Linked DNA regions of Homo sapiens: region 2 is linked to region 1. A link is a loop called in an ENCODE intact Hi-C map of the cell type or tissue named here. Cell type or tissue: PC-9. All regions are shown on one strand. Each heading gives the region's core, and the rest is flanking DNA. Links, peaks and the distances in the headings are about the cores only.

What was found. Hi-C counts contacts between places; a loop is a spot of excess contacts. Peaks named below come from ENCODE experiments on the same cell type or tissue, not always from the same donor. Only the 100,000 strongest peaks of a DNase experiment are listed, where the experiment ranks them.
Region 2: it touches region 1 in a loop (21-fold over the local background); 2 of 110 quality-filtered maps call a loop at or near these places.

The regions. Positions count from the first base shown.
Region 1 is chr6:148,402,279-148,412,931 of GRCh38, reverse strand. The region is part of intron 2 of SASH1 (SAM and SH3 domain containing 1); the gene reads right to left. Among named protein-coding and RNA genes, the nearest start is that of SASH1, 65 kb to the right of the region's middle. In PC-9, for the core only: a CTCF peak has its summit at 4,941; DNase peaks (open chromatin) are centred at 5,441 and 6,861; H3K4me3 peaks cover 702 bases; H3K27ac peaks cover 3,001 bases.
Region 2 is chr6:148,186,175-148,196,827 of GRCh38, reverse strand. It overlaps a transcript of SASH1 not described here. Among named protein-coding and RNA genes, the nearest start is that of SASH1, 150 kb to the left of the region's middle. In PC-9, for the core only: no CTCF peak of the experiment used is centred there; DNase peaks (open chromatin) are centred at 3,627, 4,317 and 4,857; H3K4me3 peaks cover 2,329 bases; H3K27ac peaks cover 5,392 bases.

The DNA.
Region 1 (10,653 bases), core at 864-8,863:
CAGCAATATTCTGATACACTGAGCTGCTTTAAGGAACACGACTTTTCTTTTTTCAACAGTAATGATTTTCCTATGACCCTTTCTCTGTATTCTTTATGACTTAGCATCCTAGTGATATAGTTTGGATGTCTGTCCCCTCTAAATCTCATATTGAAATGTGATCCCCAGTGGTGGAGGTGGGGCCTGGTCGGGGGTGTTTGGGTCATGGGGGTGGATCCCTCATGAAGAACTTGCTGCCCTCCCCATGGTAATGACTGGGTTCTTGCTCTATTCGTTCACCAGAAGCCAAGCAGATTCTGGTGTTGTGCTTGTATGGCCTGAAGAACCCTGAGCCAAATACACTTTTCTTTAGAAATTATCCAGCCTCAGGTATTCCTTTATAGCAATGAGAGGCGGACTGATACGCATAGCTTTTAGGGAACTCATTGCAAACTGACATAACTATGGTACAAATTCTAAGTTGAAAAACGAAACACTAAATGCTTCATCAAATCACTTTATATCATTTTTTAAAGCAACTTTTTCTTTCATTCATGGATGCTGTAGGTGTAACTATAATTTATTAAATAATTATTCTCTCAAAACCCCACTGCCCATTTACATACCTGCTACTATTACCAGGAATAGAATGAGATACAAATTGAAATTTATGTGAAAAACAAACACTAAGTGCTAAATAAATGTAAAATAAAATAAAAATAAAAGTGATTTCTTAAGTGAACCATAAATTTCTCAATCCTTGTATCAAAATCTAGCCAAAATAATGCTTCTGATTTGCAAAAAAATGGAACCACCTTAAACATCTTCAAATACATATATATATATTCCTTCAACATCTCAACTACAAGTTACAACGAGTCATGAGTGGCAACATTCAGTGTGGCTTCAGGCCATGAAAGGGTTATGCAACAACATAAATTATATCAAAACGGAGATTCAGTATTTGAAAAACTGATGAAAAATCTATCAAGAGTGAAACCTCCATAGAGACTTGGGTGAATATTCCCATTATGGTTTTTGGGAATAAATTTTCAAACAACTGAGAATTTCAAGGGGGATTTTATGATTCATATTAATTTCATCAAGTTGGCTGAGCACAGTGGCTCACGCCTGTAATCTCAGCACTTTGGGAGGCCGAGGCAGGCAGATCACTTGAGGTCAGGAGTTCAAGACCAGCCCAGACAACATGGTGAAACTGCGTCTCTACTAAAAGTACAAAAATTATTTGGAAGTAGTGGTGTATGCCTATAATCCCAGCTACTTGGGAGGCCAAGGCACAAGAATCGCTTGAACCCGGGAGGCAAAGGTTGCAGTGAGCCAGTATCACACCATTGCACTCCAGCCTGGGCAACAGAGTAAAACTCTATCTCAAAAAAAAAATAACACTAATAAATAAAATAAAAATTCATCAAGTTTTACAGAGACAATTACTAAAAGGCCAAATGGCATTTCTGTTTTCTTTTATAAAGTTTAGATACAGCCTTGTACATGCTGAGGATTCAATATATGTTGACTGGATATAATTGCATAAGACTGAACTCCATAAATCTTGTCTTCTATGTTATGTGCGTATGTTTACTGGGGAAATATTTTTATATTGTATTTCTCTTGGTCCCTAGGGTACCTGTAAGGCTCAATCAATATTTAGTGACTGATTGAATCACAGAATTATATATGTAACTAGAACTAATGAAGTAGATAAAACAAAAATACAAAAATACAGACCTGGAAGGCCTTTTTTTTTTTTTTTTTTTTTTTTTTTTTTGGAGATGGAGTTTCGCTCTTGTTGTAGGCACTCAGGCTGGAGTGCAGTGGCACGATCTCAGCTCACCGCAACCTCTGCCTCCTGGGTTCAAGCAATTCTCCTGCCTCAGCCTCCCGCATAGCTAGGACTACAGGCATGCGCCACCATGCCCAGCTAATTTTGTATTTTTAATAGAGATAGGTTTTCGCCATGTTGGTCAGGCTGGTCTCGAACTCCTAACTTCAGGTGATCCACCCGTCTCAGCCCCCCAAAGTGCTGGGATTACAGGCATGAGCCACTGTGCCCGGCCGCCTTTTATGTCTGTCACAGATGTGTGAGCAAAGCTTTTATATTCTACTACTGGGTAGCCTGTGGCACTACAGCGTGTTAGTTCACAGTGAGGTCCTCCTTACAACTAACCCACCTTACACTGAACACTCATATCTAAAGCAACATGGTTGTTTATTTCCTTATGAAGTTTCTGTTTACTACGGAATGTCACTTTAAGTGCAACTTATAATTAGGCTTGTCCTATACAGAAAATGTAATCCTAAAAATTGTGATTCATTGGCTTACAGGAAAATATGGCTCTTGTCTCAAGAGAACTAATTCTGAGAACTTTAAGAACTTTCTGGGATAAGAAACACCTGCTCTAGATTACTAGTAATCTCTTTTGAGATTTGAATATGCAACCATTAAATGTATCACTGTGAAGTACTGCCTTCCACAAATGTTACCTTTTCCTTATAACAAAAACATACAGCCGCCCCAACATTTCAGCAGTTTCTTACGGGGAGGGCTCATCAGGACTGCTCTGTTGGGAGGCCGAGGCAGGCAGATCACAAGGTCAGGGGTTCGAGACCAGCCTGACCAACATGGTGAAACCCCGTCTCTACTAAAAATACAAAAATTAGCTGGGCGTGGTGGCGGGCGCCTGTAATCTCAGCTACTCACGAGGCTGAGGCAGGAGAATTGCTTGAACCCGGGAGGCGGAGGTTGCAGTGAGCCAAGATCGCGCCACTGCACTCCAGCCTGGGCAACAGAGTAAGACTCTGTCTCAAAAAAAAAAAAAAAAAAAAAAAAAAAAAGGACTGCTCTGGAAAACACCCTACCTAGTTCAATGTCCCTCTTGCACAGGTACCCTCACACCTTCTATTTTAAGAAGAAATCAAATTTGTGTCAAGATAAGAGCATGTTCCCTTATAGTCTGGGGTGAAAGTTATTCTCCTTTTTTGTTGTTTGTTTGTTTGAGATGGAGTCTTGCTCTGTTGCCCAGGCTGGAGTGCAGTGGTGCAATCTCGGCTCACTGCAGCCTCGCCTCTGCCTCCCCAGTTCAAGCGATTTGCCTGACTCAGCCTTCCGAGTAGCTGGGATTACAGACACGTGCCACCACGCTCAGCTAATATTTGTATTTTTAGTACAGATGGGGTTTCACCATGTTGGCCAGACTGGTCTCGAACTCCTGACCTCATGATCCGCCCACCTAGGCCTCCCAGAATGCTGGGATTACAGGCGTGAGCCACCACGCCCAGAATTGGTCACTTGATACATACTTTGTGGCTGCTTCCAGCCGTTCACATTTATTAAAAACACAAGAAAATCTCTTTCTGTTGTCTGACTTAAAATATGGATTGCAGTTTTTAATGACAATCTTGAAGTCACTAAGGTAAGAAATTTCTTACATAGCCCTGAGGTGGTACTGGTAGAAGACAGCCTCTCCTCTCTTGCCTTAGCAATATGGATGGCAGCTTTCAGAGTATTTCAGACACTTTCAAGAAAACAAAACTGAATTTGAGAGTTGATTTACGCAGGAACTGAATAAACTTCTACATTTAATATTGTTAATCATAAAATACCATCTATTTATGACTCTTTATAATTGGATATCCAGTTAATATCTGTTAAGCTTCTGCAAAATACAAGTCACCGTGAGGCACAAGGCACTATGGCATATGGTCTGAAGGACACAGAGATGCAACTTAAACCCAGCCATCCAGATGCTTAGAATTTGGCAGAAGAGATGAGACAAGCACGTGAATAATAATGCATGGTAGGAAAGCACAGACACGACATGAGAAGTATCATAAAACTGCAATGCAGGTACACAAGGGCAAGAGCCACTTAGCTTGGGGAACCAAGAAGAGCCTGCAGAGAAAGCGGCATTAGAGCAGGGTGGAGTGACAAGCATAGCAGGTGAATGTAGCCGAGTGACAAGTGTAGCGGGCAAAAAAGGTGGTGGGAGGGAGGCAGGGGCTGCCTTTTTCTCCAAAGCAAATCACTTCAATTTATGCGACTATGTGTAAACTGCAAGATAATGAAAATAAGGGGACACCTTACACCATATGCAAATATTAACTCAAAGTGGATCAGAGGCCTAAACGTAAGACGTAAAAGTGTAAAACTCTTACAAGACAACATAGTGAGAAAGGCTCACAACACTGGATTTGGCAATGATTTCAGTGGATATGACACCAAAAGCACAGGCAACAAAAGAATAAACTGAACTCCATCAGAATTATGAAAACGTTTGTGCATCAAAGGACACGATCAAGAGTGAAAGGCAACCCACAGAAGTGAAGAAAATATTTGCAAATCATATCTGATAAGGGATTCATATCCAGAATGTATAAAGAACTTTATACATGGAGTTGGATTGAAATAAACTTCTTTTATACATTGAGTTGGATTGAAATAAACAATCCAACTCATAAATGGGGAAAGACTTGTGTAGACATTTCTCCAAAGAAAATACACAAATGGCTAATAAGTATATGAAAAGATGCGCTGGGCGTGGTGGCTCACACCTGTAATCCCAGCACTCTGGGAGGCTGAGGCGGGCGGATCACAAGGTCAGGAGTTCAAGACCAACCTGGCCAACACAGTGAAACCCCATCTCTACTAAAAATACAAAAATTAGCCGGGCGTGGTGGCGGGCACCTGTAGTCCCTGCTACTTGGGAGGTTGAGGCAGGAGAATCGCTTGAACCCAGGAGTAGGAGGTTGCAGTGACACAGCAAGACTCTGTCTCAAAAAAAAAAAAAAAAAAAAGGAAAGATGCCCAACATCACTAACATTAGGAAAATGCAAATCAAAACCATAATGAGATACCATTTTATGTCCATTAGGATAGTTATTATCAAAAAGGAAAAAAAAGTGTTAGCAAGGATGACGAGAAATTAGAACCCCTGTTCCCTCCCTGCTGGTAGGAATGTAAAATGGCATAGCCAGTATGGAGGTTCCTCAAAAATTTAAAAGTAGCTGGGTGCGGTGGCTCACGCCTGTAATCCCAGCACTTTGGGAGGCCGAGGCGGGTGGATCACCTAAGGTCAGGAGTTTGAGACCAGCCTGGCTAACATGGTGAAACCCCATCTCTACCAAAAATACAAAAATTAGCCAGGTGTGGTGGTGCGCGCCTGTAGTCCCAGCTACTCGGGAGGCTGAGACAAGAGAATTGCTTCAACTCGGGCGGCAGAGGTTGCAGTGAGCCGAGACTGCGCCACTGCACTCCAGCCGGAGTGACAGAGCAAGACTCCATCTCAAAACAAAAACAAAAAAATTAAAAGTAGAACTGCCAGATCATCCAGCAGTTCCACCTCTAGGCATATTCCCAAAAGAAATGAAAGCAGGGATTTGAAGAGCTATTTGTACACTCATGTTCATAGCAGCATTACTCACAATAGAAAAATGATGGAAGCAACCCAACTGGCTGTTGGTGGATAAATAAACAAAATGTGGTATATGGGACAAGGAAATATTATTCAGCCTCAAAAGGGAAGAAAATTCTGACACATGCTACAAGACAGATGAACGCTGAGGGCATAAAGCTAAGTGAAAAAAAACAGTCACAAAAGGACAAATACTACATAATTCCACTTACAGGAGGTATTGCGAATGGTCAAATTCATACAGACAAAAGTAGAATGGTGGCTGCCAGGAGATGTGAGGAGGGGAAATAGGGAGTTGTTTAATAGGCACAGGGTTTCAGCTTTGCAGGACGGAAAGAGCTCTGTGGATGGTTGGTGGTGATGGTGGAACAACATGTGATTATGCTGTCACTGAACTGCAACTCAAAATCAGTTAGGATGGTAAATTTTACGTTATGTATATTTTACTATAATTTTTTAAAATAATTTTTTTTAAAAAACTAAAATAATACAAGATAAACTCAACTTAAAAAGTTCCACCCTCCTCTATACCACTCCTGCCATGGACTAGGCTTTCCTAGACCCTTGGAGCGCCTGATTCTCTCTGCTCCTCCCTTGGAGAGGCTGATTCTCTCTGCTCCTCCCTTGGAGAGCCTGATTCTCTCTGCTCCTCCCTTGGAGCGCCTGATTCTCTCTGCTCCTCCCTTGGAGCGCCTGATCCTCTCTGTTCCTCCCTTGGAGAGCCTGATTCTCTCTGCTCCTCCCTTGGAGAGCCTGATTCTCTCTGCTCCTCCCTTGGAGAGCTTGATTCTCTCTGCTCCTCCCTTGGAGCACCTGATTCTCTCTGCTCCTCCCTTGGAAAGCCTGATTCTCTCTGCTCCTCCCTGCCTTCACTGTCATCCCTGGACTTGGCACCTTGCTTCACCTGTCTCTTGGGGCCAGACCCTGTCTTGCTTACCTGGATCCCCAAGCCCAGCATTCTGCATCTATGCTCCATGATCCCCCACAAGCTGTTGTAGAAGGTGATAGGCATATGTTGGCTGCCTTTTCTGCTGTGTGCTGATGGAGAGGACACTGTTCTAAGTTTGAATACTGGCAAGTAGGAATCTGTATGCAAACTGTAACACTATTTCACATAATGCAACAGATTAAAATAACATTAAACATATTCCAACTGCTTTTATCTACGACTTCTTTTTTTTTTATCTCTTGCAGCTCAGAAATAGATTTTACTCGTATCAGCAATGTTCACACTGGGCCCCCAAATGAAGTCCTTCAGAGGTATTCTTTGAGATTCCTATGACCAGCCAGAACAAACAAGCACAAACAAAAACAAGCAGATTGCTGAATAAATTCAAATCTCACTAAAATGCTGGCTTGTGTTCAAAATTGTCATCTCCTGGGGTCAGGGCAGGTGACTGGCACCCAGCAATGAGAAGAATGCCCATCTGACCTGTTCTACAGCCCTGCCCTACCCTGCCCCATTCTGAAATCGGTGTGGCATAGGCACAGGGCACATCTCTGCCTGCAGAAAATGTCTCTAAGTTTTCTTTTACCATGGAGGCCACTTCCAGCACAAGAACTGGAGTCCAAAGATTACACTGTCGATTTCTGATTTTTTTTCCTAAGTAACAAGTTGCACTTTAAAGTTAGCAAAAGAAGACACATTCCCAGGTCAAACCAGTAAGTGCAGCTTTTCTCATGATGTGCTGGGATACAGAAGTACAGAACTTATCCACCAGGCATAACAAGTTTCTATGGGAAAATGGAGTCAGGGGTCCAGCTGGGGTTTCTAAGATGAATCCACTCCACAGAGGGAAAGAGTGAGTGCATACGGCCTCAGCCTAGAGTCATTACTAGTGGCCATTTTCATCTGGGCGGTAGAGGCAGTGAGGACCCAGAAGTGAGGATGGGCTCTAGGTGGATGGAGAGCCAAGCAATATGAGGAGGGAACAAAGGCCAGAGGTAGCAAGGAAGAAGGCTCACAGGAGTGAGGTGGGGCTGTGCAGAGGAACAGATGGAAAGGGAGAAGGAGCAGACTGCCAGGGTAGTTCCTTGGTATCTTCATTCTCAGCCCTGCTAACCTGAGCCTGGAGTAGAATGCAGTGGGAACAGGGCAGAACTTTCTGTTTTCCTCTGTGCCTTTCAACCAAAACCCCCTAGTCAAGGCGGGAAGGAAGAAGGGACAAGAGTTGGAGGGGAGCTTTCTATTCTCCTTTCTTCCTGCTCCTCCTTCTCTCTCTTTTCCACTTCTCCTGGCAACCATTACTTGCTAATATTCTCACTGGCACATACATACATGCACACAGAGGTGATCACAAGCAGAAGGGGATGCTTAGGTGGGCACAGCTAGGAGACAGGCCTAAGAAAGGCACAGAATCACCCCATGTCCAGGGTGTGGAGTAGGAAGAGGAAAAGGAAGAGGGAAGCAGAGGCAAGAGGCAGAAGGCAGGAGTATCCCCGGTTTGAGCAGTAAGTTCTGCAAGCTTTCAGTCAAGCCGCCCTGTGAGCAGAATCAACTATCTCTTCCTAGACTGTGATGAGCTAGCTTGGTTCCACTCCGCTTCCAACACTGCATTATTATTTTTTCCTCTCTGCTATTCTGCAGCTCCTTGCGACTACACAATACACTCAGCTGTGTTAAACAAAAACACAAAAAGTTGCTGCTGTCTTGGACAGTTCCCTATCAGATGAACAGAAAGGCCAGCAACCATAGCCTGGGCTGGGGCTGGGGGTGGGGTGTTGGAGGGGGACTGGGGACTGGGATGAGGGCGAGGCTGGGGTGGGGCACGGGCTGGGAGAGGGGAACGGTGGGGCTGGGGCAGGAGGCTGGGCTTGGGGGGCAGGTGGTGGGGGTGGGGCTGGGGTTGGGATGAGGGTACGATAGGGCTGGGATGGAACTGGGACAGGAGTGAGGGTGTGGGAGGCCGGTGGTGCTGGGCTGGGGGTGGGGCAGGTGGTGGGGGTTGGGGCGGAGCAGGGATGGGCTGGGCTGGGGGTGGGTAGTAAGTCAGTTTAGAAAGGACTGAAGTGCCAAGCACATTTTTTTTTCTATTGTACCGGTTTTTATGTAGTTTATCCTCAGTGGATCCTGGACGTTTATATTTGTATACCCATTTTAAGACAACAGCCTATCCCTTAGAACCATATTTAAAAAATAGGTTTACATAAGCAAACTTTACAGCATGAAAGACTTTTGTCTTATCAAATACACTTTCATTGGGAGCCTTTCTTCCTCTAATTAGAAGTCTGAACTTGTTAACATATTTTATGTTTTTATTAGCCAGCAGGTTCATTCTGTAATAAAGGCATTTCTTTTCCAGAATTATACTTTCAAAACTTTCTTGCTTAAAAGATTTTTCTCATTAAATATTTATGCTTATTTTTAAAACCCAAGAGTGTAATAAGAAAGCCTCACTTTATGAGTCTAGGAATGCAAATATCTCCAGAATGCACAGCTATTGTCATTCATTCACCCCACAAAAATTTATTTGTCACCTACTATATTCAGGGGATTGCTCTGGCCATAGAGATACAGTAATGGACAACATACTCACTATAGAAAGGTGAAACAGCATTCAAAGTACTATGGAATTTTGGAATTAGGAATAAAGGTACTAAAAATCACTGAATTGTACACTTAAAAGGGTGAATATTATGGTATATGAATCATATCCCAATTAAAACACTCATTTTAAAAAACACTATGGGAAGGTGGGGTGCAGTGGCTCACGCCTGTAATCCCAGCACTTCGGGAGGTCGAGGTGGGTGGATCACCTGTGGTCAGGAGTTCAAGACCAGCCTGGCCAACATAGCAAAACCCAATCTCTACTAAAAATACAAAAATCAGCCAGGGGTGGTGGCAGGCACCTGGAATCCCAGCTACTTAGGAGGCTGAGGCAGGGAGAATCACTTGCACCCAGGAGGAAGAGGTTGCGGTGAGCCAAGATTGAGCCATTGCACTCCAGCCTAGGTGACAAGAGCAAAAACTTTGTCTCAAAACAAAACAAAAACCCAGCTGTTAACAATTGTTATCTTTGAGACCTGGGTATTAAGAGACGTTACAATTCTACTGTGGAATTTTTATTCAATTTTTTTACAATGAATGTATGTTGTAATTGTATAGCAAAAATTACTTTTGGCTGGGCACAGTGGCTCATGCCTGTAATCCCAGCACTTTGGGAGGCCTAGGTGGGAGGATCGCTTGAGGCCAAGAGTTCGAGGCCAGACCAGGCAACATAGTGAGACCCCATCTCTTAAAATATATATATATTCTTATATTAATATTCTATATTATATCATGCTTTATAATATAGCGTTTTGATATCATATTACCCAAGGACATAAACTAATCTATAAATCAAGTCAACACAAACTGATTCTTCTAGAAGGCTCTGAGGAGACTCTAGAGAAGAAAATGCAAGGTTAGGGAGTGGCCAGGGAAGATTTGGCATTGGCCTCCTGGTTTCAAATCTCATCTCTGATACTTACTAGCTGTTCAACTTTTAACAAGTGCTAACTTTATAATGAATATCTCTACTATAAATAATAATATCTATGATAAGTATTCATTGAGCTCTAGCATGTACCCAGGAACTATGTCAACTCTAATGTGCTTTTAAAAATGTCGTTTTTGGGCCGGGTGCTGTGGCTCACGCTTGTAATCCCAGCACTTTGGGAGGCCGAGACAGGCAGATCACGAGGTCAGGAGATCTAGACCATCCTGGCTAACATGGTGAAACCCTGTCTCTACTAAAAAATAGAAAAAATTAGCCGGGCGTGGTGGCGGGCGCCTGTAGTCCCAGCTACTCAGGAGGAAGGGGAATGGTGTGAACCCGGGAGGCGGAGCTTGCAGTGAGCCAAGATCGTGCCACTGCATTCCAGCCTGGGCGACCGAGCGAGACTCTGTCTCCAAAAAAAAAAAAATGTCATTTTTGGCCGGTCGCAGTGGCTCACCCCTGTAATCCCAGCACTTTGGGAGGCCAAGGCAGGCGGATCATTTGAGGTCAGATGTTTGAGACCAGCCTGGCCAAAATGACAAAACCCTGTCTCTACTAAAAATACAAAAAAAGTCCGGCATGGTGGTACACGCCTGTAATCCTAGCTACTTGGGAGGCTGAGGCAGGAGAATCACTTAACCCGGGAGGCAGAGGTTGCAGTGAGCTGAGATCGCACCACTTCACTCCAGCCTGGGTGACAGAGCAAGACTCTTAAACAAAAAAACAAACAAACAAAAAGTCATTTTTGTGATAATTATCAGCATGGT
Region 2 (10,653 bases), core at 1,170-9,169, 220 kb after region 1:
GCCTCACAGACTTCCCTGACTTCAGACTTGCTATTCCACTTAATTTCTGAACCATGCCGTCTGCCACTCAATTATATATTATTCTGTTCTCTAATTGTTTCATGGATGTTTGTCTTATCTCACAATTATATTTTGACCTTCCTGAGTCAAGATCACGTCTTCTTCCTCTGTATTCTCCATAGAAACAGCGGATTTAGTCATAGAGGCTGGGCTCGATGAGCACTTGCCTGATGCTTCAATGAGGCAGGTATTCAGATGAGCTCACTGGGAGAAAGAGGATGGTGGCAAAGAAAGATGGCTGGGGTCTCTTGGGAGGAGATGATCAGACAGGACTATGCAGAGAGTTACCACTGTCCACTTTCCCCAAATAATCATGCATGGCCATCATGCCCTCTGCTACCTGCACTTTCATATATGGTTCGTGCTTGTTGAAGCTGTGCTAGGTTGAATTGTTTCACTGGGTTGTATGCAAGGGGAGACCTAATCTACCAACTGTCCTGGACCAGCACATAGCCTTGAGACTTAAAGCTGCACTTGGAGGCAAGCTTCTGAATTTGAGCTCCCAGGGGTTACTATTATCCTCTTTGAGAGAAGCATGATCCAGTTATGTCTGACATGAAAGTGAACTTCTAAGTGACTCCAATATTCTGCAAGAGTGAAGACATTCAAGAACTCAGATGCACTAAGAGCAAAAAATGATGAGAGAACTCTTGATGGAAGAACCACTCTGATCCTCCTGGTGGAGAAGGCTGAGAGACAATGTCCAACATTCTGTAGGAAATCACCAGAGCCTTAGATTTCTCACTCCCAGCCCACTCATTAACCAGAGAGCACCAAGCCTGTTATTAAATCTCTATGTCTCACAATCTACACAGTTCAGATAACAACCTGCTGACCACAGGAGAGGTTGGGTGCATTAATTATGATAGAAAGCCACTGTGGAAATATACCAGGCCCTCCAAAATCCATTTCTGTTGGTTCACACAGGTTGAGTAGCCATTGGTTCATAGTAAATTGCAGTCCCTCCTGCCCTGGGCTGTGCCTGTCACTGGGTGTCTGTGCTGGCAGGTAATCTGTCCATGACACAGACTAAAAGGCGCGTAAGAGAGGCTAATGAGTTGCCACCAGCTCCCCGAGGCACCTTCTGGGGCTGCTGACTTAGCTCTCTCACGGGAAGCCACCACCCACCTGCCAGGGGAACTGGTGACACATGTAGTGGCAGTGCTGGAGCCGGGGTGAAAGAGAGTTTCAAAATGAGGGGAGAATTTTCAAAATGGCAGTTTGGACAACCATGATTTAACAAAACAAGAGGCTACCTTGAATTTGCATGGTAGCTGCTTATAAGTCCGATAGTTCTCTCATGTGACTATCTGATTTGGAAAACTCCTTGAGCAGTTCTGGGTGGACAGGACCAATGCCTACGTCTCAGTCCTTTGTGTATTTCCTGAGCATCGGCCTCTGCCCAGTCCCCATAGGTTTAGGACTCTGGAGCCAGTCAGAGCCTGCTGCTACATCAGCTCCCAGCTCCTTGGAGCACAGATGTTCCTCTCTGCCTGGAGGACATGCAGAAAAAACCTTTTTAATTTTTCTATAGTTTGTCAAAATGAACTCTTAATAAAAATAAAGACATTTAAAAAAACCTAAGTATTGTAAGAGCATAGAAATGATTGAGTTTCCAGAATACAATATATTGATGTGCTTGCTAAGTAAACGAGTGAAATAATTGGATAAACAAAAGTAAATGTATTAAATGTTTGAATATTGATCTAAAAATTGTGCTTTTTAGTTATGTTTAGAAATAATAATACATTTTTTTACCCTCCTTTCTCCAAAGACATCACACAGAATGGCTTACCAGCTCAGATATAGCATTATAATTTAAGACATCAGAGATACTGAACATTCTTTTTTTGTTTTGTTTTGAGACGGAGTCTCGCTCTGTCGCCCAGGCTGGAGTGCAGTGGCGCGATCTCGGCTCACTGCCAGCTCCGCCTCCTAGGTTCACGCCATTTTCCTGCCTCAGCCTCCCGAGTAGCTGGGACTACAGGAGCCCGCCCCACAACCGGCTAATTTTTAGTATTTTTAGTAGAGACGGGGTTTCACCGTGTTAACCAGGATGGTCTCGATCTCCTGACCTCGTGATCCTCCCGCCTTGGCCTCCCAAAGTGCTGGGATTACAGGCACGAGCCACCGCACCTGGACCTGAACATTCTTTAATGAATAGAAGTGACTACTTTAGAAACCAATGTTTCAGTATGCTCACAGAATAAACTTAGTGTCATAAAAGATGGTAGTATAGGTCATACTGCCAGGGAAAAGACAGATGAGTCACATCGTTGCCACGAAAAGATAATTTGTTATACCATCCAATCTAAAAATTACCTGTTTGCAACAGAATTTTCTATTTCCAATGAAGCTGAAATTTACATTAGAAAGGAGAAAACAAAATGAAATTTTATGCTATGAGACAGTGAAGGATAACTAAAAACAAAAAACCCACTGGAATGGGGGGTGGGGTCTGTGATCTTGTAGCCAGACTATGGGTTGTTTGGATAGAGGGACTTCAGTTTACTCCACTATAAAATGACATGATCATCTAGAATCACCAAAGTCAGGGAATCTCTGCATTCTTTGATGCATTCAAGACTGTACCAAGTCATCTAAAGTAAACTCAGCAGTTCTTGGTCACATAAAGGGAAAATGGCAGGTACGAATATGTTCAGTTCAGAAATCACAAAGGTTAGTCTTAGACATTAGAATCCTCCTTTATTACACCCTTCTGATCATGTTTATGTATACACACCTTAGAGAAAATCTTAAAAGAGGTACAGTTAAAGAAAACCAAAAGTAAAAATCCAACACAGAGTTCCAAGAAATGCTTCATTTATGTTAAAAATCTACCTTAGAATAATTCCTTTCCACTAGTGAACCATATTGCTTCCACAAAGTCATAAAGCCTTACATGCCCATAGCTGTTAGTATTCTTCATCAATAGAATTAGAAAAAGTTCCTGCCAAACAATTCATTCAAAGCCATTTATCACTAACAAAATTTGATATGTAGAAGGCACGTTTCACTTAAAGTAATAAGCAAGAGTACAATCCTTTGATTATAAATTCCCCTTTCATCTTATTTTATAAAAAGCCACAAGGAAAATGCCCAGCATGATGTCCTTGATATTTAAACACTTTATTCAACTTACCATTAGTTTGCTCCAAAACTCAGCTTCCCTTGTAAAATGCTCCATAGTGAAGGGATAAATTTCTTGTTCTGCCTTGTCAAATGTGTCACTTGTGCTGCTCAAGTGACTGAGCACAGGGAAGCAAACATTTTAGCCAAGCCACTTTCATAATATTGACTGTTGCATTCTCTCATAGCTGGGAGTCTTGGGAGAAATGGAATTTACATATGTGGAGGTAAGAAGGGTGTGGGCATTTCTCACAGTTATGATTCAAAATCGAGATATGTCTCATTCAAGAAGATAATAATATAAATCAAAGAAGAAAAGTATCCCCTAGCATTACTGCCACTTATGACAAGGCAACTGACACTGCCATGTGCACAGGCGCCACGCCTCAGTCATCATGCCAACAATAATCCTTCAGTGGGTGGTGACGTTTCCTTCTGGCATTTTTTTTTGACTCTAGTAATTATAAATCTCTCAGCTCACTTTAAGGTGTGTTCGGTACACAAGAATGGACACCTGGAATGCAAGTAGAAGTGCAAGCTCAGGAAGGCAACTTCTGGCAATCCTGCAGGCAAAATTAACCAAAGTTGGCTACCAAGTGATTCATGCTCCGTGCTACTTTGTTAGAACAGGTCAATTAGGATTTTAAACAGCCATATAAAAATATAGGTGCTTATAATATTCTCACTTTTTTCTGAAAAGAGGCAGGAGAAGATAGAACGTCCTCAAAATATCCTTGAGAGCTGGATCTGTGGTTATCATCTCAGGCACAACTCATCTTCATCCGTGCTGATTAATGATACTCAAAAGAAACATTCTTATAAACAGAGAAGTCTAACGCTCCTACCCACCATTCCTGCAAGTGGAACAAAAATGGAAAGGTAGAACCCAGATGAAGCCTGATGGGAGAGACCTGGAAGAATTCTGGTCCTTTCTTTCTGTGGACTTTACACTTTCAATGAACGTTTCTCGGACATTTGGATCCAATGAAATTGCGAAAGGTTATGAAGAAAAGAAAAACTCAAATGCAAAAACTGCTTTTACCCTTTAATAACCCTTCTCCTGAGTGTTCTAACCACATCTCCCTTCCTTTGCCAGTTCCTAAGTCCACAGGCCTTACTGTGTACTGGCCCTTTGTAGCACAACATAACTGCGGTCAAATGCTGAGCTTTACCTCCAAAGCCTGGAGTGGAAAATCAGAAGCCAACATCATATTGTTCCAATGTGGAATTCACCACTTGGACAGTTTTTCTCCTGCAGGGAGAGTCCATCCCTCCCACATCTACACATGAGTAGGGCTTTCTAAAATGTTTAGTTTTATAAAATTTTACCCAGGAAAACAGTTATGTCTACTGCATTTTCTCTAGTCCCTGGCTATGTCAAATTAGTATTAGCTTTGCCAGATTAACTGCTTAAATGCACGAAAACAATTATTTACAAACCAAGAGACCCAGAAGAATGCAAACCTGGTCAAAAAACAGTAACTTTTCAAGAGGAAATATATGATTTTGCTGGGGAGATATCTAAAAGTCCTTGTTGACTTTCCTTCCTCAGGAGCCTGGGGAGGGCTACCCTTAGCTTAACCACTTCATTAACCTCTGGGCCTTCAGAACCTGTTGTACGAGTCCTGCCTCATAACCGAGTCCACCTCTGTGCTGGTGTCTGTGACTTGCTGAGTCACTTTTGCATACTCTGCAACTCTTCCAAATAGGTGAAACAACTATTTAGGTCTGGCAGGGAGTTTTCTTCTTTCCTATTGGTGAAATCTCATGTTCTATCTGGCTTAACATTCATTTCACTGAGTACAGGCACATGTACTTTTACAAAGATATACTTTTGAAAAGCTACAATACCTCCATGATTCTAAATTGAGTCATATTTTTGGAAAACTCAAGGACATCTTGATACTTAAAGGAATCCCTGGCATATCCACTTGTAAGCTTTTACAACTTTTGCAAAACCACTTGCCAAATGAGTGTTTTACAAGTGTGGGATTTTATAGACTGTGTTTTACTAAATTGAGGGACACCAGCTTAGCCCATGTGGCCTATGACGAACTCAGCTAAGGTCATTGGAGCACAAAAGTGGCTCTACAGGTAAATACTGATTCTTTTCCAGAGAGAGTTATTGAAGTTTTTTAGGCCAGGCACTGTGGCTCACGCTTGTAATCCCAGCACTTTGGGAGGCCGAGGCGGGTGGATCACTTGAGGTCAGGAGTTCGAAACCAGCCTGGCCAACATGGTGAAACCCCATCTCCACAAAAATACAAAAAAAAAAAAATAGCCAGGCATGGTGGCATCCGCCTGTACTCCCAGCTACTTGGGAGGCTGAGACAGGAGAATCGCTTGAACCCAGGAGACAGAGGTTGCTGTGAGCCAAGATAGTGCCATTTGCACTCCAGCCTGGGCAACAGAGCAAGACTTCATCTCAAAAAAAAAAAAAAAAAAAAGTCTTTTTGAGTATTAGTGACTTTTACTTGTGTGCAGACAATTTACAGGAAAAAGGATGCAAAATCAATTTACATTTTCTAACAAATTAAAATGATTTTAAGAGCAATCTGTAAAGGGTGAGTCAGTGGTGCCTTGAAAATGAACCTTTAACCTTCCTGCCCCTTTCTTACAAAACCAAGGCATTGAAAACCCAAAGTTTGGCTGGGTGTGGTGGCTCACATCTGTAATCCCAGCACTTTGGGAGGCCAAGTCGGGTGGATCAGAAGGTCAGGAGATTGAGACCATCTTGGTCAACACGGTGAAACCCCGTCTCTACTAAAATACAAAAAAAAATTAGCCGGGCGTGGCGGCCCATGCCTGTAGTCCCAACTACTTGGGAGGCTGAGGCAGGGGAATTGCTTGAACCAGGAGGCAGAGGCTGCAGTGAGCCGAGATCGTGCCATTGCACTCCAGCCTGGCAATAGAGTGAGACTCCGTCTCAAAAAAAAAAAAATAAAATAAAATAAAAAAAGAAACCCCAAGTTTCTTCTCTTTGCCCGATGTTGATTCAATTTCTTGAAGAGCAGGCTAGATGCTCCTGAGGAATGCAAAGTGCTATGTTTATCACTACCATACATATTAGCAACAGGGTTCGGAGGTTTTAATTTAGAGTTTTTCCCCCTTTTTCTCCTTCTGTGTATTTTTCTCCTTTTCCTATGTCTCTCCATGCCTCCGCGCCTTAGTATGGTAGAAAACAGACCTAGCGTGCAAGGCTTCCTGGTGTTTTCTAAAAGCCTGATTTCCAAAGGGGAGATGGAATTTGAGGAAAGAATGTCTCTGTGAAACAAGCCATGGTGGGTGTGGTGGTGCTTTCATGTAGGAAAACACTTCCCCTGGTCTAGGAGGAGGGCGAGGTGCAAAGGTCGTAGAGAAGCATGGCTCCCCGGCTTTCTTCTGGGAGGCAGAAGACCCTAGGAAGGAAGACTTAAGGGATGTCACAGGAAGAGAAGTGATGGGACTGGGATTCACAGCCTCCACAAAGATTCTCCTACTTGCAGAGGTCATGGAGGAAGCAGAGAGCTGCTGGGCATCAAAGGGGCCACTGTGGTCTGGGACAGTGGGGTGTGCTGGTGAGACCATAGTCAAGGTGGTTTGCCTTACTGGGTATTGTATAAGCTTCCTTAAATCTGGTGCAGCTCTGGGAAGGAAAGGAGAGCTCAGCAATGACAAAAATGAAGAACAGCTAGGGGCTCACAGTGGCTTTAAAACAAATATAAATGTTTGCGGACAAAGATTCATACCGGGTACTCATTCTGGTGCCAAACACTGGGGTGAGGCCAATTTTTTGCTCAGTTTTTTGAGGAGTAGGCAGGCAGAGTCATGTCCCTAGCATTATAACTAGAGAACCAGAGTGTCCTACCAGACAGTGCTGTGTGTAACTTTACCCCCAGACTCAAGGTCATCCAGAAGTCTTTGCGGAGTACCTTGACTCTACCACTGGGATCCAAGGTGTGGAGTTTACTGCTGTTGTTTCCTGACCCTGAAGAGTTAAGAGGCAGAGGATGAAACAACAGATTGTGAAATTTCTGAATTAGAAGAGATTATCACGTTAATTTTGATTTTGGCTTTTGAACTGTAAATGACAGACAGCACATCCTTACCAAATAAAATCCTATGGCAGAAAAAAAGATGCATTTAGTCCATATGTGGTGGCTCATGCCTGTAATCCCAGCACTTTGGGAGGCCAAGGCGGGTGGATGGCCTGAGGTCAGGAGTTCGAGACCAGCCTGGGCAACATGGCAAAACCTCATTTCTACTAAAAATACAAAAATTAGCCAGGCATGGTGGTGGGCACCTAGGAGGCTGAGGCAGGAGAGTCACTTGAACCTGGGAGGCAGAGGTTGCAGTGAGCTGGGATCGTGCCACTGCACTCCAGCCTGGGTGACAGAGTGAGACTCCGTCTCAAAATAAATAAATAAATAAATAAATAAATAAATAAATAAATAAATAGATCCATTTAGGATCTCAATGACCAAGTACCCCACCGGACCATAAGCATGGAACTGTCACCCCAGAAGTCAACCTGGCCTTGTTCTTCCAGTGTTAAGCACAGTGGTTTCTGAAAATGTATTGCAAGTATTGCCTATGTTCATTGCCAAATAGTTTCCAGGACCACTGACAGATGTAAATAGAAAACAAAACTAAACAGAAGCCCTGCCATGATGGTTTGAGCCTATCAAACAGAAAACGGATCTTCTTCAGCCTTCTTTAAGTGATCCATAGAAGTGTAACAGATGAAACTTACAAAACCTTACATGAGTACCAAGAGCTAAACCTTAACTCCCTCCTATAGGAAGCCACACAAATACAGACAAGCAGAGCCAGCCTTCTCCCTTCATGGAAGGAAGGTATTAATACACAGAGCACAAGAGCAAAAGAGGAGGGGAATGGATGGCCTATGTGTGGGTGTGAGATGAAGTATATGCCAAGGCTGTGTCTTCCTTTTCATCGACTGTTTCCATAAAAAGTGTAAGAACCTGGCAATTGTCAAGTTGCTGTGGTCAGCTACATGTTGTCCTGCGTTAGGTTGCTGTTGGTGGACACTACGGGATCCCAATATGCGTGGAAAGGTGGTCTATTGTCTTGCCTCTGTCAGTAGAAGATGGTGAGTGAGGCCAGGAAACATCCAGAAGAGGATAGACCCTCTTACCACAGAGCACAGGCAGGGGCCTGGGGAAAGGTGTAGATACACTCTCTGCCTATTCTCCAGGTATTGGACATTGGGTATGCAGAGTCCCTGAAGGAAAAGGAGAAAGATCTGCTCATGGATAGAATATTCATGTGCTACACACATTTCTTGCTTCCTCTGTAGCCTAAAGATGGGTTCAGATCTAGCAAGCCTGGTAGTAGTGTGTGAATCTTTTCTGGAAATGAATCAGGTCTAATTTAAAGTGCATTTAAGATGCCCCTCCAGGCTGTAATCTAATCTCAAGATCAGCATGAACTACTGGCCTGGGAATATCAACAGGGTCTGAAGAGTTCTTGATATTTTTAAGAAGACGGGAAAGGAGGAAAAGATTTTGAACTAAAATTTGTTGAGTACATGCCATGTTCCTAGCACTTTTTAGGTGTTAGCATTTCATTGTCTTCACAACCCTGTGAAATAGACATTATCTTTCTTTTACTGAAAAGGAAACTGAGGCTCAGAGAGTTACCTGGATTTCTCACGGTCAGTCAGCTGGCAGTAGTTGTAATAGTGAACTTATTGGAGGTGGCTGAGCTGCTGGTAGTAAGAAGACCACAACTTCTCTAAGTGCTGGGAGCTTTAAATACCTATTTCATTTAATTGTCCAATAACCAAGTAAGGTCTATGCCAATTGCACAGTTTGAGAATATCAGACTGTTTCAATAACATGACTGTGGTCATTTAGATATTAAACCAGGATCCACACCCAGGCTGATTTGCTTCAAAGTTCATGTCCTTTCCATTATCTCGTAATGCTCCTTTCCCTCTAAGTTGTAAATAATGATATTGTTCTTTTAAACAAAAGGTAAAAGTCTAACCAGAGGATGTCTAAGAAGGCCTTGGATAAAAAGTTGGTAGAAGTTGCTGTGTGCTACAGTCATTGAAAAGATGCAGGAAAGACCTATCTCTAGGTTGAGAAAGTCAAATTGATTTATTTCATATAAACACAGAAGTTGTGCCAAGGTTAAATTAAATAGTGATTGACAATGGTTGAAGACCACAGGAGAACAGATATCCAATACTATCTGGCCGATACTGCTTTACTTATTCATAGTTCTTTATATTTTACTCTGAATTATATTTCGCAGCTTAAAATATAAATATTAGAGATAGGTTTATTAAAAATGGGAAAGGGATAATTAAGTAGAAAATGTCTCAGTTATTCATGCCTCTCCGAGAATCACAGTGTCAGGATCTTGGAGCCTAACTACAGACATAGTGCCAGGTACAGAGTAAGTCTCTGGAACATCACAACCCAGCTCCCAATGCCGAGGGTGCTCTCTGTCAGAAACAGAAGCCCTGAACTTGCCTCCTGTGCCCCTCCTGCCAGGTGTGGACATGTCAGGGCACAGTTATTTGGCAATATCTCTCTGCTGTTTTGTTCGCTCTGCTCATTCCTTTCCTCGAAGAAAGCGAAGTTAATCATTAAAACAAGTCACCTATTATTTAAACAGCTTCTTTGTTTCTGATGATCTTAAAATATATTTTTGGAATCAAATCTACCCATACAGAAAGTCAAGCAAAATGTAGTCTAAAATGTGCTATAGGGACAGGGTCTAAATTTCTTGGCAATAGCTGATAAGTTGATTGAAACCAGATTTGTGACCCACTGTTAGCAATGATAGAGAATCCTAAAGGGTACAGTTTGGTCCCATTTTGTACTGATGCAATCTTCTTGCTTTTGCATTACATTCTAACTCTGCTTCTGATGGACAAAGATGGGGGTGCCAGGATATGGAATCCTCAATTCTCATTGTAGCTCTTTGCAATGTATATATCATCTTTCATGGAAACCTCTCACAGGACATTTAAGGCAGAAGAATGTTCCATCAGTTTCGTCTCAATTCCCAGTGTATTTTCTTAGGCTATTACATGAAGTTTCAATGTTTTTGAGCCACAAAGACATCGTTTATCCCTCTGGTTAGGTCTACAATAAAATCAGAATTCTGAGTTCCTTTTTTTTTTACTCTCTCTGTCGCCCAGGCTGGAGTGCAGTTGCAGGATCTACGCTCACTGCAACCTCCGCCTCCTGGGTTCAAGCAATTCTGCTGCCTCATCTCCTGAGTAGCTGGGATTACAGGCATGTGCCACCATGTCTGGCTAATTTTTGTGTTTTTAGTAGAGACGGGATTTCTCTGTGTTGGTCAGGCTGGTCTCAAACTCATGGCCTCAAGTGATCCGCCTGCCTCAGCCTCCCAAAGTGCTGGGATTAAAGGCATGAGCCACTGTGCCCAGTCAGGTTTCTACATTCTGACAAATGCCTCCTTTCCTTGGAGCTCTACTCTGATTCC